2 separate regions of the Homo sapiens genome follow, and region 1 is linked to region 2. A link is an interaction called in ENCODE POLR2A ChIA-PET data of the cell type or tissue named here. Cell type or tissue: MCF 10A. All regions are shown on one strand. Links, peaks and the distances in the headings refer to the core of each region. The heading gives the core; the rest is flanking DNA.

What was found. ChIA-PET counts read pairs that join two places held together with the same protein. Peaks named below come from ENCODE experiments on the same cell type or tissue, not always from the same donor. Only the 100,000 strongest peaks of a DNase experiment are listed, where the experiment ranks them.
Region 1: POLR2A ChIA-PET joins it to region 2 with 10 read pairs; 3 of 35 experiments call an interaction of 5 or more read pairs at or near these places.

The regions. Positions count from the first base shown.
Region 1 is chr1:211,805,948-211,821,238 of GRCh38, reverse strand. All of the region lies in intron 2 of LPGAT1 (lysophosphatidylglycerol acyltransferase 1), which reads left to right. Among named protein-coding and RNA genes, the nearest start is that of LPGAT1, 17 kb to the left of the region's middle. In MCF 10A, for the core only: no CTCF peak of the experiment used is centred there; a DNase peak (open chromatin) is centred at 7,428.
Region 2 is chr1:211,940,582-211,954,877 of GRCh38, reverse strand. INTS7 (integrator complex subunit 7) reads left to right here. Exons shown (of 20, transcript NM_015434.4): 17 at 2,177-2,309; 18 at 8,173-8,271; 19 at 9,909-10,094; 20 at 12,767-14,296. The coding sequence ends at 13,054. Among named protein-coding and RNA genes, the nearest start is that of INTS7, 88 kb to the left of the region's middle. RefSeq lists an enhancer at 6,707-7,319. In MCF 10A, for the core only: a CTCF peak has its summit at 9,975 (motif pointing right); a DNase peak (open chromatin) is centred at 9,927.

The DNA of each region.
Region 1 (15,291 bases), core at 3,713-11,712, 130 kb after region 2:
TGTTTCCCAGGCTGGAGTGCAGTGGTGCGTTCTCAGCTCACTGCAACCTCCGCCTCCTGGGTTCAAGCAATTGTCCTGCCTCAGCCTCCCAATTAGCTGGGATTACAGGCATGCACCACCACACCCAGCTAATTTTTGTATTTTTAGTAGAGATGGAGTTTTGCCATGTTGCCTCACACTTTCTTTTTTTTGAGTATCTTACAGGTATTATACAAATGTCTTCTGATATTAAATGTTATATGAAGCCAGATTGAATTTTTTCCTATTATTGACTTGGTCTTTTTGCCTGTCTGCCCAAAGGGATTCTCCCTTTATCTCTCATATCTAGTAACTTTATTAGGATATAGTGGTATTGACTGTGTAGCTCAATTTTTCCTGGTACATGTGTGCCTTTTTAATATTTAGATTCAAACGTATTTTCATTTCAGGAAAGTTTTCTTTAATCATATCTTTAAATATTTACTTTGTCTCATTGTTTTGGTTTTCCTTTTTGGAGACCTTAGTTATATGTATGTTGAATCTCCTTTTGTATGTCTTTTATATCTGTTATTTTTCCTTTAATCCTTTTAAACCGTTTTTCATTTGTTTGTTTCTTTCATGTCTTTTACTGTGTTTTCTGCAACGTCTCTTCTTTGTTCTCCTATCAGTTTCTTCTTCATTTCTGTGATGGCTTTGTTTATTCTTCTATTTTTTTTTTTTGTTTAGTTCTACCAATTCATGCTTCCCTATTCCTGTTATCTAGACATTTCTCCCTTGAGTTCTTGTATTTCTTGTTTGTGGTCTTGTTCTTAGTGATGATGGCTTCACTGATTTTCTTAAAATCAAGCAAAATTATTCAGTTATAATTTTTGTCTTCTCCATTGTAATTTTTTTTTAGTGTACTCTGACAGTTGGTACATTATCTATCATTTTTCTTAAAGTATCTCTCAGTCAGTACCATGCCAGTTACCTTTTTTTCCTTGTGACTTAATGAATTGGATTTTCCTCAATCTGTTATTTGTAGGAGGTTTGTATGGGGCCAGGGTAGATTTCCAGATTTCTGCCTCAGAGGTAGTCTTTTTCACATATGACACCTGGGTGTGTTTCTCTGTGTGGCCACAAGTCTTCTGCCTCTCTAAAAAAATGTCTAGACCTTCTAGAAGGTCTTTTGCCGCTAATTCTGAACTTTCCACTCCTTCCTTTGCAGCTGTGATTGGAGGGACATGGCTCCAGCATGCCAATGTAAACCACCCCCCTGCCTGCCTTTTTTTTTTTGAGACGGAGTCTCACTCTGTTGCTCAGGCTGGAGTGTAGTGGTGCAGTCTTGGCTCACTGCAACCTCTTGCCTCCTGGGTTCAAGCGATTCTCTGCCTCAGCCTCCCGAGTAGCTGGCAGTACAGGCGTCTGCCACCATGCTTGGCTAATTTTTGTATTTTTAGTAGAGTCGGGGTTTCACCATGTTGGCCAGGCTGATCTCAAACTTCTGACCCCAGGTGATCCATCCGCCTCGGCCTCCAAAAGTGCTGGGATTACAGGCGTGAGCCACCGTGCGCGGCAACTCTTTTCTTAAGGAAAGGTATTGTTCTGTTGCTTTCTGAGATCTGCCACTGTCAGGCCCTCTTCATCACATGCCACACTGTCTTGCCCTATAAGCTGCTCTCCACCCCAGCATAGATTGTATGCCTTGTTTGATCTCAGCCTTGTTCTCAGGTACTTTGGTGGTTTTATTTTTTAGATTTAAATTTTTTGGTTTTTTTTGTTGTTGTTGGAGACAGGGTCTTGTTCTGTCACCCAGGCTGTAATACCATGGTGCATTCCAACTCACTACAGCCTGAAACTTCTGGCCTCAAGTGATCGTTCCCATCTCAGCCCAAGTAGCTAAGACGACAGGCATGTACCACCATGCCTAGGTAATTATTTTAATTTTCTTGTAGAGATGGGGCCTTGCCAAGTTGCCCAGACTGGTCTCAAACTCCTGGCCTCAGGCAGTCCTTTCACCTGGCCTGCCAAAGTGCTGTGATTATAAGCATGAGCCACCGCACCCGGCCTGGGATTTTTATATTTTTGTTTTTCTCCTAGGTTTTCTGAAAAAGCAGTTTTGCGCAGTTTTTTCTCCTTGTTGCTATCTGTATTTTCCCAGAAGATTCATGCCTATAATGCTGCTATGTCCATACCAAAAAGTACAACACAAGATTTTTGTTTAACTATGTAATTATAATTAAAATAGCACTGCCACCATCCTATTGTACACTGGTTGATTATTATAGAATGGAGAGCAATTTTACCATCTAATTAATTTTCTTTGAGGTCTGTTGAAAAGCATAAAGTAGGCTCCAAAGTGTGTTTCTTTTGTCTCCCAGTGGTTTCCAACGTGTTTTGATTCTTAGACTGCTTACCAGTAGCATATGTTTAAGACATCCACTCTATTTCCATTTGGCTGCAGTAAGAAAATGTCATCAAAACGAATGGAAGGAGTGAGTTACCTTTGGTACTTTAGTAAGGAATATGAAATAAATGTGACATTAATACAGTAAAGCTCTAGGGTCTGGTCTGCCTTGAGAACTTTAAAGATCACTAGTGCACTCCAAAGTTTGACAAATATTGTTACATAAGAGTTTACCATTCCTAATCTAAAATTAGGGTTTGCTGAGTATTTAGGCTTTGTTTTAGGAGTTTCTTTTCAGAGTTTGCAAATTAGTGGCCATATTCAGAAGCTGATCTGTTTTATTTTGTCTTAGCACTATTTAAACTTAAATTAGTTGTCAACATTTCAAATTAGGGAGATTTCACAAAACATGAAAACAAATTCCACATTTCCAGCTATTCTTGAGAAATTAGAGATCTGGCCATGCTGAGCCCTTGTTCCTGCATAGTAACGATTTGCTGGAGCTGCATGATGACCACCCCCTTTACTGTCCAGTTTATCCAAGATCCTGCTTCTTGTCTTATTTTGGGCCTACTTTACTTATTAAGGATACTTGCTTGGATCCCAGAGACTTGGGTGATGTTCATTTTAAAATATTTAAATTATAATTACTAGTCTATTTCTGTTAAGCATGGTTTTGCATTTATATGCCCTAGTAGTGCCTAAGACTAATGAACCCTGCCATTAAAAACTGAAAGTTGGCTGGGTACGGTGGTTCACGCGTGTAATCCTAGCACTTCGGAAGGCCAAGGCGGGTGGATCACTTGAGGTCAGGAGTTTGAGACCAGCCTGGCCAACATGGTGAAAACCCGTCTCTGCTAAAAATACAAAAATTGGACTGGTGTGGTGGTGCATACCTGTAGTCCTAGCTACTCGGGAGGCTGAGGCAGGAGAATTGCTTGAACCCAGGAGGCAGAAGTTGCAGTGAGCTGAGATCGCACCACTGCACTCCAGCCTGTCTCTGGACAGAGTGAGACTCTGTCTCAAAACAAAAACAAAAACAAAAAACCTGAAAGTTTGTTAGTAATCTCAACTGCTGATTTTATGAAGCAGAGGCATTTAATAGGAACGAAAAAATGAAGCACCATTACCAAAAGCTGTGGTCACAAGGTTTTTCAAGTTTCATGTATCCTATTACTGACATGGTAAAATGTTGCCAGTTGTTTATACACTCATTAGTTAGTAGAATGTCTCATTTCTTCTTAAGAATATAATTATCTAAAATCTAGATTATTAAAAATTCTTTCTTTCTTTTTTTTTTTTTGAGATGGAGCCTCACTCTGTCCCCTAGGCTGGAGTGCAGTGGTGCGATCTCGGCTCACTGCAACCTCCACCTCCTGGGTTCAAGTGATTCTCCTGCCTCAGCCTCCTGAGTAGCTGGGACTACAGGCGCCGGCCACATGCCCGGCTAATTTTTGTATTTTCAGTAGAGACGAGGTTTTGCCATGTTGGCCAGGCTGGTCTCGAACTCCGGACCTTAGGTGATCCACCTGCCTCTGCCTCCCAAAGTGCTGGGATTACAGGTGTGAGCCACCATGCCCAGCGACGGATGGTTTTATGAATAGTTGAGTTCGTTATGAACTGCATGTTCAAAATGCATTTGTGACAAGTTTTTTGAAAAACAGAGATCAATATATACGTTTCCCCCTAATATGATGGTTCCATTTATTAAAGTTAATTGAGGTCCTTGAAGGGAAGAAAATTAACTGGGGGCTAAATTTATAAGTATAGGTTACATGGATAAGGAACTAGGATGTCATTTGGAATAATTGTTGCAGGCTGTTTTATACGGTTGGGATAGAATTTGTTTTTGTATATGAGACTCTGAATTGAGCAGCCATTATAAAGTGTAAATAATCATTCTAAGCTGTGTTAAGCCTCAGATATTTGTATACAGATGTATTTTCAACAAATAATAGATATTGCAAAATAAGTATATTAGAGATAGCATGATGTGTTGGGGAAAAAACATTGATTTTTGAGCTAGTATGAGGTTGGATCCTGTTTCTCCCACTTGCTAGTTTTATCTTTGAGCTAGTTGCTTAATTTCTCTGAGCTTCAGTTTCATCATCTGTAAAAATGGAGGTTATGAAACTTGAATGTAAAGTGAAGCCTGGTGTTTGGCACTCTATAAATGATAATTTCATTATTATTAGAATGATCATTATTATATTAATGTCTAGGAAAATAATTATGTTAGCCTTTTGGGAAAAGGCATGTGTAAATGAATAAAAGCTAACTTATGAGGTAGTCTTAGAAATATATCTGAGGCTATTCAGGCCTAGCTAGTAGTGTAGCTCAATCGAGTTCTTGCTTTAATCAATCAATAAAAATAATTTAGGCCGTAGTCTGAATAAAATATTAACTAATTAGATTTTATGTTTGTAAATTTTGCAGTGCTTCAAAGCAATTTATTAATTCAGTCACCTATTCTAATGCAAAAATTTGAGTGCCTTCTCTGTGTCAGATATTGTGCTGGTGGCTGGGAGTACAGTGGCAAACAAAACAACATAGTTGCTGTTCTTAAGAAGTTTACATGTTAGTGTGGGAGAGAGACAACAGGAGTCACATCATAACCACGGAATCACATGTGAAAAGGGCTATGAGAGGATGAGACAGAGGACTTGAGCTTGAGACTAGTGGTGCCAGGGAGGGATGCCCTTGAGAAAGGAACACTGAAATTGAGACCTGAGGAATCAGTAGGAGTTGGCCAGGTGAAGCTAGGAGGAGGGACAGCATGCACAAAGGCAGAAAAGCCAGGCGCAGTGGCTCACGCCTGTAATCCCAGCACTTTGGGAGGCCGAGTCGGGTGGATCACAATGTCAAGAGATTGCGACTATCCTGGCTAACACGGTGAAACCCCGTCTCTACTAAAAAAAATACAAAAAATTAGCCGGGCGTGGTGGCGGGCGCCTGTAGTCCCAGCTACTCAGGAGGCTGAGGCAGGAGAATGGCGTGAACATGGGAGGCGGAACTTGCAGTGAGCCGAGATTGTGCCACTGCACTCCAGCCTGGGTGACAGAGCAAGACTCAGTCTCAAAAAAAAAAAAAAAAAAAAAAAGAAAAGCATTTGTCATGTTTGAGGAACAAAGGGAAGGCCAGTGGCTGCAGCAGGGAGGGAGTGAGGGGGAGAGGAGTTTAGTGGTTGAGGGAAGCTGGTGAGGCCAAATCCTTTAAAGCTTTGTAGTGCATATTAAGGATTTTGAAATTTATCTTGAGGAAACCATCGAAGAGTTTTAAGTAAGGGAATGATGAAATCAGATTCCCATTTGTAATTCTACTCTGCAGCTTTGTAGAAATGGACTCAAGAGAAGCCAGTGTGTGTGGCCAGGAGACCGTGTGGAAGATTCTCACCTTATCAGGTGAGGGTGATGGTTGGTCTAGTGATGATGGCAGTGGAGATGGAAAGTGAACTGATTGGAGAGTTTTATAGGAGGGAAAATTGTCAGGACTTGCTGAGAGATTAGACATGGAGGATGAGGTAGAGAGAGAGGTGACAGGGATGCCCCTGAGGTTTCTGGTGTGAGCTGCTGGGTAGATGGGGAAGTTTAGAGAGGAGGTAACTGAGAGGAAAGATTTTAAAAATTTAAAAATTTAGCATAGGGTAGATGAAAAACATCCAAGTGGAGCTGTGAAATTGACATGGATGTGCAGTCTGGAACTTGTAAGGGAAACTTGAGCTAGAAAGAGAAATCGGCAAATTATCCATGGTGTTTAAAGCTGCTATCACCTAGGGATATCTCAGTACGAAGTGACGAGAGGCCCAGGATTAACTTGTGAGGGAATGCCACCATTTGGAGGTTAAGAGAGGAAGATGGGAAGAGAAGAAGTGGAAGGAATGCCAGCCTTAAGAGTGTGGGGTCACAGAAGTCCACAGTGTTTCAATGCAGGGACCCGCTGAATGCAGCTGAGCATTTATTTACATTTTCCAAGATGAGAGCTGACATATCTTTTATTGTATTTAGCAAGAGCAGCTTTGTTGAGGTGGTAGAAGTGTAACTAGATTGGAGTGGGTCGAAGATGAATGATGAATGGGAGAGGACAAAATGGAAACAAGAATGTATGATTTTCCAGAAGTTTGGCTGTGAAGGAGTAGAGGGTGATACTGGAGGGAGTGATATAGGGTCAAGGGAAGACTTTTTACATTTTTTATTTTTTAAGGTGGAAAAGTCTAGATCCTGACCCACTTAGGGTTGTACCTGATGAAACCGGGATCATTTACTTACACAGCTAGTGTATTAGGAAACTGTTCTTGGTGAGGATTGAATGAAAGAATGCATATCAGCACTCCATACATGGAAAGCACTTAAATGTTGGCTCTGTTGGCAGAATCAGGCTGAGTGGTCCAGAGCCCCCATGGATCTGGTCCTGTTCCAAGCTCTTTAGTAAGGCTGCTCTCCTGCAACCCCTCCTCATTTTCTCAGTTTCATTCTTCCTCTCCCCAAAATCTGTTCTTTGTTTCTTTGAAAATTTCTACCTGCCTGTCTAACCTTGTGACACCCTTCCACACTGCTCCAGTTTCCACTCTTTGCCTCCCTCTGAACCTCTTTGGCATCAACTCTGTAGTTGTGGTTCCTAACTATTGGGCTGAGATTTCCTCCAGTGCTTCAGAGTTATCTCAGGGGGTCAGGAATCCATACGCATATTAAGTACCATCTGTGGATGAATAAATAATGTGTCTTGTAAATATGTGCTAATGTTTTTCAAATATATGTGGCTGCTGTTTTGATTAATAAGAAATCCTTTAAAAGCTTTTAAATTTTGTTGTTACTTTTATTATGGATATTTTCACTCAATTCTAAAAGAACTGATATGTTAAGGCTGGACACATTTTTTGACCTTAAAAAAGAATGTTCATACTTGACAAGGTTAGGAATCATTGCTCTACAACATTCAGATTTCTCCTTCATGTTCTTGACTATTACCTTTTCTTTTCCTGTCTCTTTAACAGACTTGTAAATTGCTTAAGGGCAGGGGTTGTGGTTCTTTCTTCTTTCATGTACCTTACTGCAGAGGTTGGCAAGCTACAGCCCTTGGGCCAAATCCAGCTCACTGCCTGTTTCATAACTCCCCTCCAGCTAAGAAGCTTGTACAGATGAACATTTGCAATCAACCTGATGCTAAGAGAACACTAACTTTGAACTCCAGTTAAGCAAAATGTTCTCTCCTGAGAAATAATTCCATTCTTGTCATTAGTAGACCTGCATTATATAAATTGTATTCAATTATTATTAATTTTTTATTTTGAATTTTGTCAATAAAATTTTCGTAGAAATTTGTTAGAAAACAAATTTGTTACATAAGTACCGACATAATACCCTCATTTGCCTCTTGGCCTGCATATTTGAAAATTTTGCTCTCTGATCCTTTATAGAAAAAGTTTGAGGACCCCTGCTTCGTAGTCATAATTTCTAACCTTGTCTAAACATCTGAATTATTTGAGGAGCTTTAAGTAAGAAAACATACGTATTTATAAGCATAAATATATATATTCCTGTACCCTGGAGATTCTGTATCAGTACATCGGGGTGGAGCCTGGGAACTTATATTTTTAACAAATTATTGAATTGTTTGGGAATCACTTCCTTTTAATGCATTCGTAGAGTTGAACCCCAAGAGATAATGAAATGAATATTGAGTTATATTCATAGATAAATTCTTACTTCAGCATTTAGTAGCTATGAGACCTTATCCAAATAACTACTTGTTTTGCTCGTTTAAAAATTTTTTAATTCTTTTATTTATAGACAGTTTTGCTTACTTTCTGCAGTGGTAGTTCTTTTACCTTTGGAGGTTTATTAGAACCTCTTTCAGAATCTGATGAAAGTAAATAGCCCCTCCCTCTAGAAGGGTGCACCTGTGTTAGTTTCCTGTGACTACCAAAACAAATTACTACAGAAGTGCTTAAAGAAACATAAACTTATTCTCTCACTGTTCTAGAGGCCCGACATTCAAATCAAGGTGTCAGCAGGGCCAAGATCCCTCCAGAGGTTCTGGGGGAGATCCCTCACCTCTTCCAACATCTGGGCTGCATTCCTGGGCTTGTGGCTGCATCACTCAGCCTCGGCCTCCAGGGTCACATTACTGCCCTTTCTTCTCTGTGTATCTCTGTTACACAAGGACTCGAGTCGTTGGATTTAAGGTTCATCTGGATAATCCAGGATAAGCACTTCCTCTCAATATTCTTAACTTAATCACATTTTTTATCATATAAAGTAACATTCACAGGTTCCAGGGATTTGACATGGATATCTTTGGGGTTGTGGAGGGGTGCATTTTTCAGCTTTCCATAGAACCTTTGCACATGGTCACAATTTTACAGTTTCAAGGAGTCACAACTCTGAAGTCCATTAATGGATCCTATGGACTCTAGGTTTGGGCTCCTTGCTCAGTGAGAACCTTATACCTATAGTGTGTTCTAGTTAATCTCTTTATTCTTTCCTGTCTCTGTGTCATATGCTTACATTAATCATCCTATTAATACCATTTTCAAAATGATGTTTTTTTCTTGTAACCTTAGATTTTTCCATGTATAGTTTCCTGGTTAGGTTAATTTCTCTGGTTCCCTTAGAAACTTTTTATCCTTTGATAAGACTTTTTGTTAAAAAGAAAGCCCTCCCAAGCCTTTTTACTTCATTCTGCAGTAGGGAGACTAACTTCTGTGCCAACACAGATAACCAGTAATGCTTCTAGTGAGAAGAAACACCTTGATTGAGTATCTGCTGTGCCAGGCCGTTTAACAAGTGCTTACACATGGCTTCTTACTTAATGTTGAAAACAATCCTGTCAAGGGAAGTGGTATCAGTGAGCAAATGAAGATCTGTGGAAGTTAGGTAATGTGCACAATGTGAGTGATAGAGCTGGCAAGAGCCGAGCTAGTCTTTGAGTGAAGGGCTGCTCTAAAGCCCATGTGTTTTCATTATACCATGAATGCTCTTATCCTCCAGGATATAAAGATAATCTCATCTTTTTTGTTTTTTAGGCAGAGTCTCACTCTGTCACCCAGGCTGGAGTGCAGTGGCGGGATGGCAGAGTCTCACTCTGTCGCCCAGGCTGGAGTGCAGTGGCGGGATGGCAGAGTCTCACTCTGTCGCCCAGGCTGGAGTGCAGTGGCGGGTGGCAGGATCTTGGCACACTGCACCCTCCACCTCCCAGGTTCAAGCAATTCTTGTGCCTCAGCCTCCTGAGTAGCTGGGACTACAGGTGCACACCACCATGCCTGGCTAATTTTTGTATTTTTTGTAGAGACGGAGTTTCATCATGTTGGCCAGGCTGGTCTTGAACTCCTGGCCTCAAGTAGTCCACCCACCTTGGCCTCCCAAAGTGCTGGATTACAGGCATGAGCCACTGTGCTGAGCCAAGATACTCCCATCTTTAAAAAAAATCCCCATTTAGCAAACTAGCCTCCATCATTCCCGACAGCTCTTCATTCCTTCCCTCTGACCCGTATGTTATCAGTTCCTTTTACCTACTGGCTTTCTGTTGTTTATAACATAATGTTAAGGATTCTCGTGCTTTAATAACCTGGCCCAAGCCTGCCTTATCTTTTGGGTGCTCCCTCCCTTTATTCTTTCTGCTGCAGTGTAGAATGTCCCTCCTATCAAGACCCAGTCCTTTTGTTTGGATTTCATTCCTCCCTGCTTGCTCATAAACCTTCCTTCATTGTTAATGTCCTCTTTCTTTAACTTTCATAAAAACTCTTGACTTTCCAATTACTTTTAAAGAATTGGAGGATATGGTAGCCTGGGTCTGTGTTTCCAAATATCAGCAAGAGACTAGAGCTGAATAGTGTCTCCCCACTTTGGGTGGTGAATGTTCTCTTTATTTAAACACAGTCCCACTGCTCCCTATTGTCATATAGGAAGCCTACTTCCCTCTGTTGTCACCTGTGTGGTGATAAAACAGGAATTTTGTATTCCCTGGCCTAAAGTCTAGTATCTGACTTTTAAAAGTAATCCTATAATCTGAATTTGTATTTATAGATATAATCTTATTTCCTCTTCTTCTCAGTACCAGCTGTCTCCCCAGGAAGGTTACTACCCGGGCATGTTCTCGCTGTCTTTTGTATCTCTTCCCTTCATATTTCAGCTCACAATGACTTCTTTTCCTAGCTTCTGTGGTACGTACATATTTTCGTGTGTATTGTATTATTTCACAGTTTGTTTTTTATTCCCAATAAGTGAGCAAACTTCTTGAAGACAGGGATTGTATTACCTCAATTAAAAAGTTGACTTAAGTTTTATATGGAAGAAAACATACCTTTAAAAAGCAAAAATCACACAGCTAAGTGAGATGCTGGCATGATGATGGGCATATGAGATGCTGACATGATGATGGGCATGAGAGCTGAATATGACAGGGAACAGCATATTCAAGATTCCAGTCTATCTGTACTCCAGGGCATACATCTGTTGACTGGAAAGGCAGGCAAATTGTGTATACTATTTAAAATGTTTATCTGTTTTAATTTTTCTTTTTTCCTTCCACCCTCTATCTTCCGTCACGTTCTACTTTCTCTTGAATTGCATTAATTACTTCATGATAGAATTCTAGTATACTTTTATGTCTTCTGCAGTGGTAGAACCCTGTGTCTCTCTGAAGAAAATAAAACCAGTTGAATGAATGAACATATCAATTAGTGCTTTGGGGGATAGTGAACAGGAGGTGGTGTAAATTAATTATATTTACCATCTGTGTTTTTCTTTTCAACTAATTCATTCAGGCAGGGAGGAACCATAGAGTTACGTTTCTTCTGCTTGACTTAAAATATCTCAAAATTCCTTTCCGGCTCTACATTTCTTTAAGATCAAAACCCTTACTATATATAATAGTTCAGTTCTAAAGCTTTTTAGAGCTCTGTTAGCAAAACAGAGAGGTATTCATGTTGTACACGTATTCCTGGCAATTTGGTGTAATCCTTTACCTTTAGGAGATGTTAGAATTTCCTTTTTTCCATTTACTCATTTTAGGAATTGTATTAGTCTGTTCTTAACACTGCTAATAAAGACATACCCAAAACTGGGTAATTTATAAAGGAAAGAGGTTTGAATGACTCACAGTTCCACATGGCTGGGGAGGTCTCACAATCATGGTGGAAAGTGAATGAGGAGCAAAGTCATGTCTTACATGGCGGCAGGCAAGAGAGAGCTTGTGTAAGGGAACTCCTCTTTATAAAACCATTGGATCTCGTGAGACTTATTCACTATCATGAGAACAGCATGGGAAAGACACGCCCCTCATGATTCAATTACCTCCCACCAGGTCCCTCCCACGACACATGGGAATTATGGGAGCTATAATTCAAGATGAGATTTGGGCAGGGACACAGCCAAACCATATCAGGAATCTAAGGCCGATACTGCTAAATTCCATTACTTAGTTAAAGTTTTCCCAATGTTATAAAATTAAAAGACCTTTGATTTACATTTGAATCTCTGAATTCAGTGTTGTTGCTCAACTTATACATAAATGAAAGGAGTTATTTAAAAGGGTGAGACAAGAAACCTTTGAGCAAGTTGGGGATTTTGTACAGGTGGAAGTGCTGTTATTGGGACATACTATAGAAAGAAACTTAAGATGTGAAGTCTTAGCTACCTCAGCTCTCAGTGGTTTAACACAATTAATTTTTTTTTTTTGGAGTCTCGCACTGTCGCCCAGGCTGGAGTGCAGTGGTGTGGTCTTGGCTCACTGCAAGCTGCACCTCCCAGGTTGACGCCATTCTCCTGCCTCAGCCTTCCGAGTAGTTGGGACTATAGGCGCCTGCCACCACACCCAGCTAATTTTTTTTTTTTTTGTATTTTTAGTTGAGACGGGGTTTCACTGTGTTAGCCAGGATGGTCTCGATCTCCTGACCTCGTGATCCGCCCACCTCAGCCTCCCAAAGTGCTGGGATTACAGGCGTGAGCCACCGTGCCTGGCCAACACAATTAATTTGAACCAGGCTACTTTGGGGGAGAGGTTGTTAGATAGTAAATGGAAGAAAATAAACACGAAACAAAAAGAGTGCAGTCCATTTAGTAATGCCTCCCATTATTACTTTGATCTGGAGGAAAAAAGATATTTACTGTTTGGCCCATTACAGAAAAAGTTTGCTGAGTTCTGCTCCAGGGTAAATATCCAGAAGTGGGTTTTCTGAGTCACGTTGTAAATGTATGTTTAACTTCATGAGAAACTGCCAAACTCTTTTCTGCAGTGGCTATACCATCTTACATTCCATCAGCAATGTTCCAGTTGTTCTCTACCCTCACTAGCTCTTGGTATTGCCAATATTTTAAAATTGTACTCATTTTAGTAAATGTATAAAGGTAGCTTGTCATGTTTTTAATTTTCATTTCCCTAGTGGCTAATGATGTTGAACATCTTTTCATATAGTTATTTGCCATCTGTGTTCTCTTTGGTGAAGTGTCCAAGTCTTTTCTTAATTTTTTTAATTGGGTAGTTTGTTCTCTTAATGCTGAGTTTTGAGAGGTTTTTTTTTTTTTTTTGAGACGGAGTTTCGCCCTTGTTGCGCAGACTGGAGTGCAATGGCGTGATCTCAGCTCACTGCAATTTCCACAACCCTGCCCGGGTTCAAGTGATTCTCCTGCCTCAGCCTCCTGAGTAGCTGGGATTACAGGCATGTGCCACCACACCCGGCTAATTTTGTATTTTTAGTAGAGACGGGGTTTCTCCATGTTGGTCAGGCTGGTCTCGAACTCCCGACCTCAAGTGATCTGCCTGCCTTGGCCTCCCAAAGTGCTGGGATTACAGGCGTGAGTTTTCTATATACTTGGGATATAAACCCTTTGTTGGATATGTGATTGCATATTATTTTCTCTCATTTTATTCTCTTAACAGTGTCTTTTCCTCATTAAAATGTTTACATTTTGATAAAGTCTAATTTATTGATTTTTTTAAAAAAATTGGGCAGCCCCCAAGCCAGAATAGGTTGAGAGAGACTCCCCAGTTCATTGATGTTATTTTCTTTTATGGCTTGTGTTTTTCATGTCATGTCTAAGAGTACTTTGCCCAAACTCAGGTTATGGAGATTTTCTCCTGTGTTTTCTTCTAGGAGTTTTATAGTTCTGCATTTTACATACATCTCTGTGATCCATTTTGAATTAATCATTCTATCAGGTATGAGGTTTGGGTCAAGGTTCACATTTTTTTTGCAACATTATTTGTTGAAAAGACTATTCTTTTTCCATTCAGGTGACTTTACATCTTTGTCAAAGATCATTTGACCATACTTACGTAGTCTATTTCAGGATCCTCTTTTCTGTTCTGTTGATTTATGTGTCTGTCCCTTCACCAATGCCACACCATCTTAATTATTGTAGTTTTATGGTAAGTTTTAAAACTGGGTAGTGCGATTCTTCCAACTTTATTTTTTTTTCAAAGTTATTTTGGCTAGTCTAGTTTGCTGACTTTTCTATATACATTTTAAAATTCACTTATGTGCAAAAATTTTTAATGCAGTTTTGACTGGCTTCGAGTTACATTTGTAGATCAAGTTGTGGGTGAATAGACATTTTTGCTATGTTGAGTCTTTTAATCCATAACCATAGTATGTCTCTTCATTTTGAGCTTTTTTGATTTCTTTCTCAGCGTTTGGTAGTTTTGAGTATATAGATCTTGTTCATGTGTTTTAAATTTATACCTAAGTATTTCATTTGGGGAGGAGCTTTTGTAAATAGTATTTTTAAAAAATTTCAATTTCCTGTTGTTCATTTCTCATATAAATAAATATGATTGATAGCTATGTCAGTTTTGTATCCTGCAACTTTGCTAAACTCACTTATTGGGAATAGGCGTTTTTTGTAAATCATTTAAGATAGTCTACATAGGCAATCATGTCATTTGTGAATAAGAATTTTATCTCTTCCTTTCCCATTTTTTGTTTCTTCTTATTAAACTAGCTAGGACTTCTGGTATAATATTAAATAAGAGTGATGAGAGTGGACATCTCTGCCTTATTTTTAATCTTAGGGAGAAGCATTCTAAATACTACTAAATACTATGTTTGTTGTAGGTTTTACGTTTAAAACTTTATCACACTGAGGAAATTTTTTTACTCCTAGTTTGCTGAGAGTTTTTATGATGAATGGATACTGAAATTTATTGAATGCTTTTTCTGCGTCAATTCATATGATCATGAGACCTTCTTTTTTAAAAAAATTTTATTTGTTAAATTTTTGATTCAGAGGGTATATGTTCAGGTTTGTTACATGAGTATATTGCATGATGCTGAAGTTTGGGTTTCTAGCCCAGGTAGTGAACACAGTACCTAATAGGTAGCTTTTCCATCCTTTCCCCCTTCCTCCATCCCATCCCTTTTTGGAGTCCTCAGTGTCTACCATTCCCATCTTTGTGTCTGTGCATATCCAATGTTTAGGTCCCACTTATAAGTGAGAACATGCGGTATTTGATTTTCTGTTTCTGTGTTAATTTGCTTAGCGTAATGGCTTCCAGCTGTATCCATGTTGCTGCAGAGGACATGATTTCATTCTTTTTTTTTTTATTGCTGTGGAAGGTTTTCTTCTTTAGACAGTTAATGTGGTGAATTATATTGATTGATTTTCTTTTTTTTTTTTTTTGAGACAGACCCTCGCCCTGTTTCCCAGGCTGTAATACAGTGGCTCAATCTCGGCTCACTGCAACCTCTGCCTCCTGGGTTCAAGCAATTCTTGTGTCTCAGCCTCCCAAGTACCCGGGACTACAGGCGTGTGCCACCACACATGGCTAATTTTTGTATTTTTAGTAGAGATGATGTTTTACCATGTTGGCCAGGCTGGTCTCGAACTTATGACCTCAAGTGATCCACCCACCTTGGCTTCCCAAAGTTCTGGGATTACAGGCATGAGCCACTGCGCCCGGCCTGATATTTGGATATTGGACCAGCCTTGCAT
Region 2 (14,296 bases), core at 6,297-14,296:
ACATCACCAAGTCAATCCTAAACCAAAAGAACAAAGCCGGAGGCATCACACTACCTGACTTCAAACTATACTACAAGGCTACAGTAACCAAAACAGCATGGTACTGGTACCAAAACAGAGATGTAGATCAATGGAACAGAACAGAGCCCTCAGAAATAATGCCGCATATCTACAACCATCTGATCTTTGACAAACCTGACAAAAACAAGCAATGGGGAAAGGATTCCCTATTTAATAAATGGTGCTGGGAAAACTGGTTAGCCATATGTAGAAAGCTGAAACTGGATCCCTTCCTTACACCTTATACAAAAATTAATTCAAGATGGATTAAAGACTTACATGTTTGACCTAAAACCATAAAAACCCTAGAAGAAAACCTAGGCAATACCATTCAGGACATAGGCATGGGCAAGGACTTCATGTCTAAAACACCAAAAGCAATGGCAACAAAAGCCAAAATTCACAAATGGGGTCTAATTAAACTAAAGAGCTTCTGCACAGCAAAACAAACTACCATCAGAGTGAACAGGCAACCTACAGAATGGGAGAAAATTTTCGCAACCTACTCATCTGACAAAGGGCTAATATCCAGAATCTACAATGAACTCCAACAAATTTACAAGAAAAAAACAACCCCATCAAAAAGTGAGCGAAGGACATGAACAGACACTTCTCAAAAGAAGACATTTATGCAGCCAAAAAACACATGAAAAAATGCTCACCATCACTAGCCATCAGAGAAATGCAAGTCAAAACCACAATGAGATACCATCTCACACCAGTTAGAATGGCAATCATTAAAAAGTCAGGAAACAACAGGTGCTGGAGAGGATGTGGAGAAATAGGAACACTTTCACACTGTTGGTGGGACTGTAAACTAGTTCAACCATTGTGGAAGTCAGTGTGGCAATTCCTCAGGGATCTAGAACTAGAAATATCATTTGACCCAGCCATCCCATTACTGGGTATATACCTAAGGATTATAAATCATGCTGCTATAAAGACACATGCACATGTATGTTTATTGCGGCACTATTCACAATAGCAAAGACTTGGAACCAACCCAAATGTCCAACAACGATAGACTGGATTAAGAAAATGTGGCACATATACACCATGGAATACTATGCAGCCATAAAAAATGATGAGTTCATGTCCTTTGTAGGGACATGGATGAAACTGGAAATCATCATTCTCAGCAAACTATCGCAAGGACAAAAAACCAAACACCGCATGTTCTCACTCATAGGTGGGAGTTGAACAATGAGAACACATGGACACAGGAAGGAGAACATCACACTCTAGGGACTGTTGTGGGGTGGGGGGAGGGGGGAGGGATAGCATTAGGAGATATACCTAATGCTAAATGACGAGTTAATGGGTGCAGCACACCAACATGGCACATGTATACATATGTAACAAACCTGCACATTGTGCACATGTACCCTAAAACTTAAAGTATAATGATAATAAAATTAAAAAATAATAAGTTAAAAAAATAAAATAGAAATGCCTTTTTTCACTTAGAAATGTTTTCAGAAATTTGCAGGGGTTCAAAGCAGTAGAGGAAAAAGAAAGAAATCTAGGTTAAACTTATCCCAGCACGCTGTGTATACAGACTGTCTTCTGAACGTGCCTATGCGTTTCATCTCCATGCTTTAGATTCATGCCATTTCTCTAGCTATGAATGTCCTGTACTTTCCATCTCTCCAAAGTTTACCCATCTTACTTACCTACTGATATGTTCAAGACTCTCTTCTTCTGTGACATTCCTCCATGTTCTGACCTGTTATTTATATATCTAACCTGTTATTACATATCTTTATGGATGGTTTGGAGCTTATCTGCTGGCTTTATTGATAGTCCCCTTTTCAGATGTGTTTATGTCTCTTTCACCTGTGGCAGTAACACTGTCATATTTCCTGGCAACCAAAGAGATTAAGAATTACATAACTTGAAGTCAGACCTGGGTTTGAATTCTGGCTTGCCATTTACTAGCTGTATGACTGTAGGCAAACTACTTACCCTCTCCTAGCCTCAATTTTCTCACCTGTAAATGGAAATAACTTCATTATTTTAAAAATTAAATGAAAATATGTTGAAAGTACCTGATACATGTAGGCATTAAATAGCCATGCTATTTTGATGGATTAATGAATATTGACCTTTACTTCAGTTTCCAGGAATATGGATCTACTGGAACAGCCCATGCTGATAGTGAATATGAAAGAAGAATGATGTCTGTATATAATCATGTCTTGGAGGAGGTAGAATCACTCAATCGGAAATATACCCCTGTTTCTTATATGGCAAGTGGCATTTGTTTTATTGAGCTTTTATTGTATGGATGTGGGTTTTTCATACATTTATGGCACTTACTGTGTGAGTTCAACAAATTAACCTTTCTGTGCCTGTTTCCTTATCCATAAAACAGGGTTAATACCTACCTCACAGCATTGTAGTGGGGAGTAAATGAGATAATCCATGAAAGTACTTAGCACATCTCTAGCTGCTACGTAGTTATATTAATATATAAAAATCTGCTCTACCAGAATGCAAATAAAATTTTTTCTTTTTTTAACAATTTAACTGAAGTTGCAATAATTCTCAACGCAGGCTACACATTAGAATCACTTTGAGGGCTTTTTAAAGAATACATTAATATACAGGCCTCACCCCTGACCAGCTAACTCTGAGTTTCTGGAATTGTGGCCCAGGCATTAGTAGTTTTACACACACTCAGGTGATTCTGTCATGCTGCCATGGTTGGGAGAACCACTGGACAATTGAAACAGAAAGAACAGGGCTTGTTGGCTGACTGGCAATGAGTCATTTCCTACCAGGTGATGACATTAATGCCTTTCAGTACACTCTTCAGCCTTTACCCTGCTGAATCTCTGCTGCCTTTGGCACTTCCTAAGAAGTTCTCAGAGCACTCACCCTTTTTTTTATCTTCTCCCCTGATTTCCCAGTCACAGGACAGGCTAACATACTCTCACCCAAATTTTCTCCTCCCTGTCTGACCATTCCCCAGTATCTCTGCTCAGGTTTTATAACAAAATGCCGTAGGCTTGGTACCTTAAACAACAGACATTTATTTCTCACAGTTTTGGAGGCAGGAAAGTCCAGTATCAAGCTGCCAGCAGATTCGGTTCCTGGTGAGGACTTTCTTCCTGGCCCTGGTGACAGCCACCTTCTTATTACATCTTCACATGGTAGGGAGAGATCGAGAGCTCTGGTCACTCTTCCTCTTCTTTAAGAACACTCATCCTGGCCGGGTGCGGTGGCTCACGCCTGTAATCTCAGCACTTTGGGAGGGTGAGGTGGGCAGATCACGAGGCCAGGAGTTTGAGACCAGCCTGACTAACATGGTGAAACCCTGTGTCTACTGAAAATGCAAAAATTAGCTGGGCATGGTGGCGCATGCCTGTAATCCCAGCTACTCAGGCGGCTGAGGCAGGAGAATCGCTTGAACCGGGTGGCGGAGGTTGCAGTGAGCTGAGATAGCGCCACTGCACTCCAGCCCGGGCAACAGAGCGAGGACTCTGTCTCAAAAAAAAACCAACCAAACAAACAAACAAAAAAAACACTCATCCCATCATGGGGGCCCACCTCCAAATGCCATTACCTTGGGGGTTGCAGCTTCCACATACGAATTTGGGGGAACACAAACATTCAGTTCCCAATTCCCAGCCTTTGAACTTTACCCCTTGGAGAGTTTCTCTTCTGCTTCTGCTCTTCTCATTCTGTACTTTCATGCTTTATCAAGTGTTTTAGAATAAATAGGATGTCATTAAAGAGTTAGGTTAGATCTAAAGATGGGCAATTCCTTTGACATATTGCTTTCCATGTAAAATTGTCAATAGTATTTACTGAATTGAATTGACAGCTGTTTGACAGTGACATTGTTTGCTAAGGGAGAGTGTAAAGACAGTCTTTGAAAGAAATACACACATCTGTGTGAGACAGTGGTTATTTTCATATTCTTCTAAGCTCCATCCTAAAAAATGAAATAGATGCTAAACAAACTTCATTTTGATGGAATTGAATATAACGGAATGGGAATTTTCTGCCCAGCAGAAGACACAGTACAGAGAAAAGGGCCCTAGGCTCATTCAGAACTAGGTTCAAATTCTGGCATTGCTGCTCAGCAGCTGTGTGACTTTAGTCACATTGCTTAACATCCTTTTATATGAAGTAGAAAACATACCTGCCTCATAGGATTACTGTGAGGTTTAAATGAAATAATGCTAATTGCCTAGCACAGTGCTGTCATATAGGGAGTGGTTAATAAAAGTTATTTCCCGGTCGGGCGCAGTGGCTCATGCCTGTAATCCCAGCACTTTGGGAGGCCAAGGTGGGCGGATCACCTGAGGTCAGGAGTTCTAGACTAGCATGCCCAACATGGTGAAACCCCATCTGTACTAAAACTACCAAAATTAGCCAGGCATGATGTCAAGCACCTGTAATCCCAGCTACTTGGGAGGCTGAGGCAGGAGAATTACTTGAACCCGGGAGGCGGAGGTTGCAGTGAGCCGAGATCACGCCATTGCACTCCAGCCTGGGTGACAAGAGTGAAACTTCATCTCAAATAAATAAGTAAGTAAGTAAGTTATTTCCCTTTTTCTGTATTTCCAAGTTGTACTTTATAGATTTGTTACTGTCTGAGCCTCCAGATTCAGTTCAACAAGTATTTATGGGATCCTAGGGATAGAAAAATGACAAAGACACAGGATCTTCCCTCAAGTTGTCCATAGTCTAAGAAAGAAAGATTTTATAAACAAACACAATACAGTATATGTGCATTAATAGAATTCTGCACAAGGTAGAGATGTAGTACAAAAAAGAGAGTAGTTCACATCAAAAGATAGGGAAAATGGATTGGTGGTGCAGTTGAGAGGGAAGATGTATTTGTATATGAGTTTTCCAGACAGATAAGAAGGGGTTGGGAATCTCAGGTAGAGAACATATTCAAAAGCAGAGGCATGAAATAGGGTGATGTCTTCTAGGAACAGTTTGTTATTACTTCAATGTAACATACAGGCTAGGGATTAGAGAGATGAAATCAGAGAGGTAGCCAGTGGCCAGGTGACAAAAGGCTTTGAACACAGTATAAGGGAGCTTGGACTTTGTCCTTAGGCACAGGGGGGCTTCTTAGAAATTGTAAATGGGTAGGAGAGAGAAGTGCTTAATATAGATTGTATATTATCATATAGAAGCAAAACAGGAAATGGCTGGCAGGGTGTGGAATTAGAGGAAAGAAGAATGACTACAAGGCTTTTTCAGTAATCCAAACTAAGGAACAAATTACTAAAATGGCAGTAGGAATGAGAAAAATAGATATATATGAGAGATATTTAGTGAAAATATTTTCAAGGCTGAGTTTTTTAACTAGACATGAGATGATGGAGGCATGCCTTCCAGGTTTCCAGCTTGAATGATCAGTTACACAACTGATTGATCCTTTACTGAGAGAATATAGAGAGGTGATAGAAGATGAAGGTTTTACTTTCAAACATGTTGCTGTCTTTAGGCAGTTGGATAGTAAATACGTTGCAGTTGGAAGAAAGATGGGCTGGGATGCATATAAGGTCATCTGCACATAGAAGTTCTTAAAGTCACGGGAGTGGGGAGAATTGCCTATGAAAAACATGGATTGAGAAGAGAAGACAACAAGGAGAGCATCAGCATTTAAGGAACACACAAAAGAAGAGGCTCTTTAAAAAGAAGATGGCAAAAGGAAGAATCAGAAATAAGGGTATGGACTATTAGGTGGAATTTCATGGAAGGAAGAGCATTATCAGGTGCCACAGAAATGTCAGAAAATACAAAGACTGAAAAGTATCCATTGGATTGACAATTAAGAGAGCATTGTCCAGGCACAGTGCCTTATGCCCATAATCCCAGCACTTTGGGAGGCCAAGGCGGGTGGATCACGAGGTCAGGAGTTTGAGATCAGCCTGACCAACATGGTGAAACCCTGTCTCTACTAAAAATACAAAGTTAGCCAGGCGTGGTGGCGCATGCCTGTAATCCCAGCTACTCAGGAGGCTGATGCTGGAGAATTGCTTGAACCTGGGAGGCCGAGGGTGCAGTGAGCCGAGATTGTGCCATTGCACTCCAGCTTGGGCAACAGAGAGAGACTCCGTCTCAAAAAACAAAACAAAACAAAACAAAAAGCGTTAACGTCTTTCTGCTGGTTTACTGATCATGATACGTAATTTACATCTCCAGACATCTTAATAGTGATCTGCTAATACACCTATGGAGGTCAATACCCAAGGGGCTGTTGACCTCAGAGGCACTCCACACTTTTCCAAGAGGGTATTGCAAAATCTGCACCATTCTTTTAAAAGGCAAAATGGTGACTTTCTGCCTGAAAACAGCCTGAAGTCCCTTGTGGTCCTCTGAGTCCACGCTTCAAAGATGTTTCTCTCCTTAGACACTAGTGTGGCATCAGAGGTCCACCAAAGGTGGATGTCTCTGCAAATACTTTCCAAATTACTTGTTGCAGGAAGCTGATTAATGCTATTTTAACAGTTAAATCTGAAAAAATAGAACCAGTGTCTTTAAATCTGTGTTGTGATTATCTCAGGTAATAGACTTGGCATTTGTACTATGAGTCTGTTGGGCACAAAATGTTCAATTGCCTGAACCCAATAAGGAATGGATTTTTCTGGCTTTTAGCCTTAACACCCAACTTTAAAAAAAAAAATGTTTACAGCATGAGCAACTAGGTGACACTCTGCTTGAAAGCAGGAGCCTAGAGGGACAGACAGCATACCACATGGTGCATGCAGCAGTTTTCAACCTGTGGTGTTGGGTTTCAATCAGGCTGGTGGGAAAAATATTAGAGATAGTTATAGAAATAGACACAAATCTTCTTGGAAGGCTGAGAAGTTTGCCTAACTTCAGTAATAGATCTGGCTGAAGGCGGCCTGATCTCTTTACCTTTAAACAAATTAAAATAGTAATAAAGAAAGGCAGAGTAGTTTACCTGGCTAGCTTGTTTACTCATATAAAGACTAACCTTTGATGTACCGTGAGTGCTTAAGTGCCTTTTACTCAGAAGTCCACAATGTCAATTTCCCTCTAATGGTGTTGACTCAAGCTTTTGTTAATTAATCTTACTGAATAAATGCGAGTCTGACTAGCTGATCAGGGCCTAGTTGCAACTGTTTACAGGACTCAGCAGGAGCCTGTAAGCGGCTGGGACCCTCAGCTGGACTGGCAGAGCAGAATATCTGTGTGTCAGCATACTTTATTTATCCGTTGCTGAATCGGGTCTGCAAGAACAGACCTCCCGCAGCTAGTGCCCCCGTGAAAGGAGCGCTGCCTCACTGTGGTGACTTACGAGGCCACTGAGACGGGAGTAGACTGAGGAAGGGATAGTAGACCAAGCAGGAATGGTTCTGGTTCACCTGAAGTTAAAAGTGTTCTTATGATACTTTCAGTTTTCTTCTATTAGACTGGGTAATCTTTAAAATATCTTTGAACGCTTAAATTCTGATTTTATGACCACTTTCATTAAGGCTCAAAATATTCTCTGTGGTGTTTCTGTACCTCTGCAGTCATGCTGGGATTTTCAAAACTCAGTTAAATGTGTGAGGCAGATTTGAGAAATAAGATATTTTATTAGAGTTTCAGGATTCCCCGACTATATAGTCCTCTTTCATCTGAATTCGACCAAGTTTCCACCACTGCTTACTCTGAGGACCAATGGCCATAGAGACAAGCCACCTAATGAAAGAATGAGCCAGCTCAAAGCCAAAGTCCTGCAAAATGCTCGGGCTTCTTTACCATACTGTTTATCATACTTTGCCATGTGATAGTTACTCTATATTTTAGTATCTAATATAATTGTTTAATAATATACTGATAGTTCTGAGCGCTGTAGAAATGTGGAATTTGCCTATTGCTTGGCCTCGAGGACTGTGGATTTTCTCATTTCTGTCACTTATATTTTATTGAATATACTTCACAATAAAGTAAAAATCTGTAATGAATGATTTAGTATGTATGCACAGTTCCTGGATGTGATGCCTAGTTCTTGATTGGTATGTACCTTTGTAATAATCTATATGGGCATTTGTAGTTTTATACTGAATGTACCACTTGTTGATGAAATTTGAAAATTTATTTTTATTTGATTTAGTTTCTTTTTTCCCCCAGCACACAGCATGCCTCTGCAATGCCATCATTGCTTTGCTGAAAGTTCCCCTTTCTTTCCAGAGATATTTTTTCCAGAAACTACAGTCTACCAGCATCAAGGTAATACAGGAAGAATACTAAGGTTAATATAGGTTTTAAAACCAGGTGTCTTCTGAAGATTATGTAGGACATAGCTACACTTCAGTGTGTTACCTTTGGTTTATTGGTTTTTTTGTTTTGTTTTGTTTTTTGAGACAGAGTCTCGCCCTGTCGCCTGGGCTGGAGTACAGTGGTGTGATTTTGGCTCACCGCAACCTCCGGGTTCAAGCGATTCTCCTGCCTCAGCCTCCCAAGGAACTGGGATTACAGGCATCCACCACCTCACGCAGCTGATTTTTTTATTTTTGGTAAAGATGGGGTTTCACCATGTTGGCTAGGCTGGTCAGGAACTCCTGACCTCAAGTGATCCACCCACCTCTGCCTCCCAAAGTGCTGGGATTACAGGCATGAGCCACTGTGCCTGGCTTACCTTTGGTTTTGATAAAACCTAGTTGTAAGCCATTTCTCTCCTTTATCAAGTGGTTTGGTGAAAGAAATGAATTTGGGAGTTAAACTCTCTCCCTTTTTAATTGTCAGTGCCAAATTCTATGAGACAGGCATTTGGGTAACTGGAGCTCTGTTGTTTGTCTCTCACCTCCAGGAATAAATTAGTGATTTATCACAGTAGCCTGCAAGGATCTTGAGCTGAGTCTATTCAGACCCAACTTATAGACCCAACTTAGAATGAATCAGATCCAGTAAACTGTCACCAGTTCTTCTTCCAAAGTACTTCTGCCTTTCAGTAACATGTTTTGAGGGGCTAACCAGTGAGTAGAATTAGTATTTTGAAATATTTAAGCCACTCACAATTCAAAAGCTATTTTTGATTCAGAAAATGAAATTGTTGGAAAAGGGAGAAAATTGTCACTTCTAAGAGATCTCCTGGATTATCCCTGTTAGTTAATGTCTTCAGTAAACTTTTACATCCATGCAAATGTTTTGATTACAAATAACAGAGCATTCCATTTCAAAATGACTGGAATAATGAGGAAGATTTGACGATCTAGATAAGAAGTCCTAAAGTAGGATGTCTCCAGGGTTGATCAGTAGTTCAACAACATTATCAAAAAGACTCAAATTTCTTCCATCTTTTCATTTAGCAAGACTTGGGCTTTCTTTAATTGATGTGTTTGGGATTTTTAATACATTTTTGAAGAAAAACTAATGAGAGGTGAAAAATGTCATTTGATTCATTTGTAGATATTGACTTTTTTTATAGCACAGTGACTTCGTTGTGTAGATAATCCTGGAACTTTAAGTTCATTTACATTTGAATTTAGTTTATTTAAAATTACGTAAGACCAAAGAGACAGCTCTTAGGTAATGAAAATTTATATAATGCCTTTCCCTACTAGAAGTGGTTCATTGTCAAAGAAATGCCTCACCACAAAAATTGGGAGAATAGTGCCTTTGCTTTTTTCTAATTCTCTATTATCCTCAAATAGAACTGAGGTTTGGGATGAAAACCACAGTGATGTTTAGAAGGAGGCACTTTAAAGGTACATCTGTCTCGTTGTCCTGGCACAGTCAGGTCCTGTGGGGGTGGGGGAGTGCACAATCGAATTTGTTAACCTGTAACCAGTGATTAGCACAGACATGTTTGTCGGAAGGAAGCTTGCTCTTGGTTGTTGGCATTTATTTGAGTGTTGGCATTCCAGCTTGCTCTGTCACCATCGCCCCGGAATCCTGCAGAGCCCATTGCTGTCCAGAATAACCAGCAGCTGGCGCTAAAGGTAGAGGGAGTGGTTCAGCACGGATCTAAACCAGGACTCTTCCGCAAAATTCAGTCTGTCTGTCTGAATGTTTCTTCCACACTGCAGAGTAAATCTGGACAAGACTACAAGGTAATTTAGAAAAGAGGCAGAATTGTGATACAGGTTTTATATGAGCTCATTGATGGAAGTTTTCCAGTGTTTTTCATGGTTAAATAGATTGCAGTTATACCTCCAAAGGGATCAGATGGACATAAATTAAAAGCCCACATTGGGGCTGTAAGGGGTTGATAAACACTTCTTTTTCTCTCCCTGAACCAGTTGATAGAGACAAAGCATCCAGGCAAAGATCAAAATATGAGTTTTATTACTGTTGGAGCTGTGGGAAAACCTAACTCCAATGCCTGGCAGCAAGGCCTTTCTAACCGTAGACCCCTGAATTGGATTTTTTCACCCAGCCTCAGTCAGTACGTATGGGAGCCTGCCCCTATAAAATTTATGGCAGGGCACAGAGGACTCAGGTGCCCAAAGCAGAAGAGAAAGAGCAAGTGCTTACCTTCCCATGTCTGGTTCCTGCCCAGAAAGTCACCCATCAGCAAGACTCACCTCCTCCCTGCTAGGTCAGTAATATTAATCTAACGAAAGGTCTCTCTTACATCAGGAGGTCCCTTCAAACGTCAGAAGTTGGAAAATAAGTGTCTCCCTAACCCACCCAATCCCTCCCCACAAAAAATACACATCTATTTAGTTTTCTCCATTTTAAGTAAATTTTATCATTAAAAAAAGTATATAGCATTTCTATAAAATGATCAGATAAAGTAAAATCTTTTTTTAAGAGTGTAACCCTAGGGATTTGCTGCCTTGGGAACTCAGGATATAGGTAAGTAATAACCTGAATTAGGCTACATTGTTAGCCAGAGCTAAGATGCTGAATCTGTGCCCATGAAATGCCAGTGTTCGAGATAAAGAATGTTCCTTGCTTTAGACATTTATTTCCGATTCCCTGGTGGTTTATCCACAGTAAATGAAGCAAGGGACCAAGTCCACAGTTGTAGCAGCGAAGTTACTCAGATGCCCAGATTGGCTGTGTCCAGGTTTATTGTGGCATAGCATGGAAGGCAGGGTATCAGTGAAGGTATAAAAAGAGAGCATTTTATTATCTTTGGTGGTTTTAGGTTAAAAAGCCAAGGGAAGGTCTGGTTCTAAACTATTATTACTTTCTTAAGCCATTACTACTTTCTTAACTATGGCAAGTTCCTCTCACTTTGGCACTCTGTCCACTCTGACACGGCTGAGCCTTCATTCTCCTCTTTTCCTCTGTTTTGACTTCTGTGCCATACAGCATGGTACCTTATGTAGCCACTCAATAATTTGTGAATGATGAAAAAATTATTTACTATATTTAGAGTATAACTGTTAAAATTGGGTATCTGCTGTCACAGAAGGTTGTAATGAGAATTTACATAATTTATCCCTGTCTGCAACTCTCTCTTCACTTTGAATTTGAAACAGTAGTAACCATGATTCTCTTTGTTACTTGCATATAATTTCTACTGTTAAGAAAATAACATTCAAACCTAGAAGCTATGGTCTTCTGCTTGTTGACCTACCTCTCAAGAGGCATTGATTAAAGTCAGGAAGCTGATATAATAAGCCGAGTAATAACATGATTACTTTGCAGTGTTATTCACAGTGAGTTTGCAGCTTAAGATGCAGCCATCCATTCAGGGTGATCAGGTTCCCTAGGCCTATTTCTGGTCCTTTTAAGGAAGTTCTTTGGTTGGCATATTCTTTAGGGAAATAAAAACTGTACAAAGGCTAAATGTGAAAAAGTACCTGTACTATAAATAATTCTAAGACCTTGAATTGGTTGGTGACGTCAGTTCATTACTATTACAGGTAAATGTCTCTGGAAAAGTGACATGATAACTGCTCCTTGAGACACAAAGCTGCAGGGCACATTTATATAATTAATTACACCACAGAAACACGCACATAAACCTAGAGTAATTTGGTCAAATACACATTAAGATCACCTTTATTTGCATTCTCAGGATAAATCTGTCTCTTGACACGTTTCATCTTGGGTACAGGTAAGAGTACGTCAGCAGGTTTTATTCTGGTCTTTGAAGAACAAAGGCATGAGTGTCTGGCTAAATGAATGAGCCTATAAATCTGTGTTTTATAACATATTGTACTTCCAGTCTGAACAAAACAGTGCTTATTAAATGAGCAATGTACAAATGGTTCAGTTAATTTGTTAAAGGAGTAAGGAATCACTACATTAAGTAATAAAAATCAGACTAACTGTTGGGGGGGAACCTAACTTAAATTTGCTTAGTGTTTTGTTCTTTTTCAGTCTCTTAGGTTTTAAACTCTCTGGAACAGGTGATTTCATCCTATTTCTTCAGAATATCTCTTCACAGTCTAAAGGAAGATAGGGATTTAGAGATGGGGTTGAGTAAGCAAGGAAGAAAGGCCAGCATGTGAAGGGGCTGTCAACGGCTCTGGGAGCTCATTCTACTCAAGTAGAGTGAGGAGCATCACTTAGTAGTTCAGAGTGTAGGCCCTGGAGGTAGTCTGCCTGTGTTCAGATTCCTACTCCGTTCACTAATCATGTGACTTTGGAGACATTACTTAACCTGTCTGCCTTAGACTCCTCATCGGTGAAGCAAGGATGATAGCAGTACCTAATTTTTTATTGTCTGCATGGTCTAAATAAGCTCTTAGAACAGGGCCTAACTCATAGTAAGCACTGAAGAAATGTTAGCCATTGTTGTTAGTTAACAATTGTTTCATTGCAGATACCCATTGACAACATGACCAATGAGATGGAGCAAAGGGTTGAACCTCATAATGATTACTTCAGTACTCAATTTCTGTTGAACTTTGCTATCCTTGGAACACACAACATTACAGTGGAATCTTCTGTGAAAGATGCCAATGGTATAGTATGGAAGACTGGTCCCAGAACTACCATATTTGTAAAATCCCTGGAAGACCCTTATTCCCAGCAAATTCGCTTACAACAGCAGCAAGCCCAGCAGCCATTACAGCAGCAGCAGCAACGCAATGCCTACACACGGTTTTAACCATGGAATGAATGCACTGCAGACTCTCAAGAGATCAATCAAATTGCCAGAAACAGTTTGGTTTTTCATATGGAATAAGTATTAAAGTTACAGTGTAGTTCATTTATTCATTGATTTTTGTAATGTAATATTCTGGAAAAAATTTTGTTTTCTTAAAAATTTTGTCTGACAGCTGGGCGTGGTTGCTCACGCCTGTAATCCCAGCACTTTGGGAGGCTGAGGTGGGCGGCTCACGAGGAGATCAAGACCATCCTGGCTAACACAGTGAAACCCCGTCTCCACTAAAAAATACAAAAAAATTAGCCAAGCATGGTGGCAGGCGCCTGTAGTCCCAGCTACTTGGGAGGCTGAGGCAGGAGAATGGTGTGAACCTGGGAGGCGGAGCTTGCAGTGAGCCGAGACTGTGCTCCAGCCTGGGCGACAGAGCGAGACTCCGTCTCAAAAAAATAAATAAATACATTTTGTCTGAAAAATAACTGGGATCCTGGCCAGAAAGATTGTTCTTTCTTGTTTTATTATTAGTTTTTTCTGTTGCCAAGCTTTTTTTTCTTTCAAGAATAGTCACATGTTGAGATCACTGAATTGGTAAATTTGACCGCTACTCTTCCAAAATACATCATTTGCTGCCTGACTTAGACCTAGGATTCTGAGTTGTTCATTGGGAGGTTCTGACCAGTCACTACAAGGTTTATCCATGGTAGCAGAACCTGAGTCCTTCTGTAGATGGACTTGAAAGTGTTCCGTGCAACATCCAGCCTTCTGGATTATGAAAGCCCACAGTCTAACAGTATTGAAACATCCTGCTGTATTAGTTCAACCACATATTTATCTCTTCCTGTGCTAAAGCAGTCTTTATTATTTTCATATTTAATTGAAACAAAGAGCAGCTAGCAATTTCATAGAAAATTAATTTGTTTTTTCTGATGTGTCTGCAACTGTGTATAATACAGACATTTCACATTGTTTCCAAAAGTGAAGAACACTCATTTAATATCTTCAATGTTTTAAGTTAGAAGGGGTGGATCTTTTCCTTTGGTTGGTGATTGGTTTGGTTTATACTTGATGAGTTATGCTAGACTGATTGTTTAGAGAGAGCAGTCTCTTTATTACACAGGCTCAGTTTGTTGGGATGCTCAGGGAACAGAGTTTTCTGGTTAGCCAGAAAACCCCCTTTTTTCCTATTTTAATTCTGGTTGAAAACCATGATAAAATAGACTTTCTTAGCACAGTATGGTAGATATA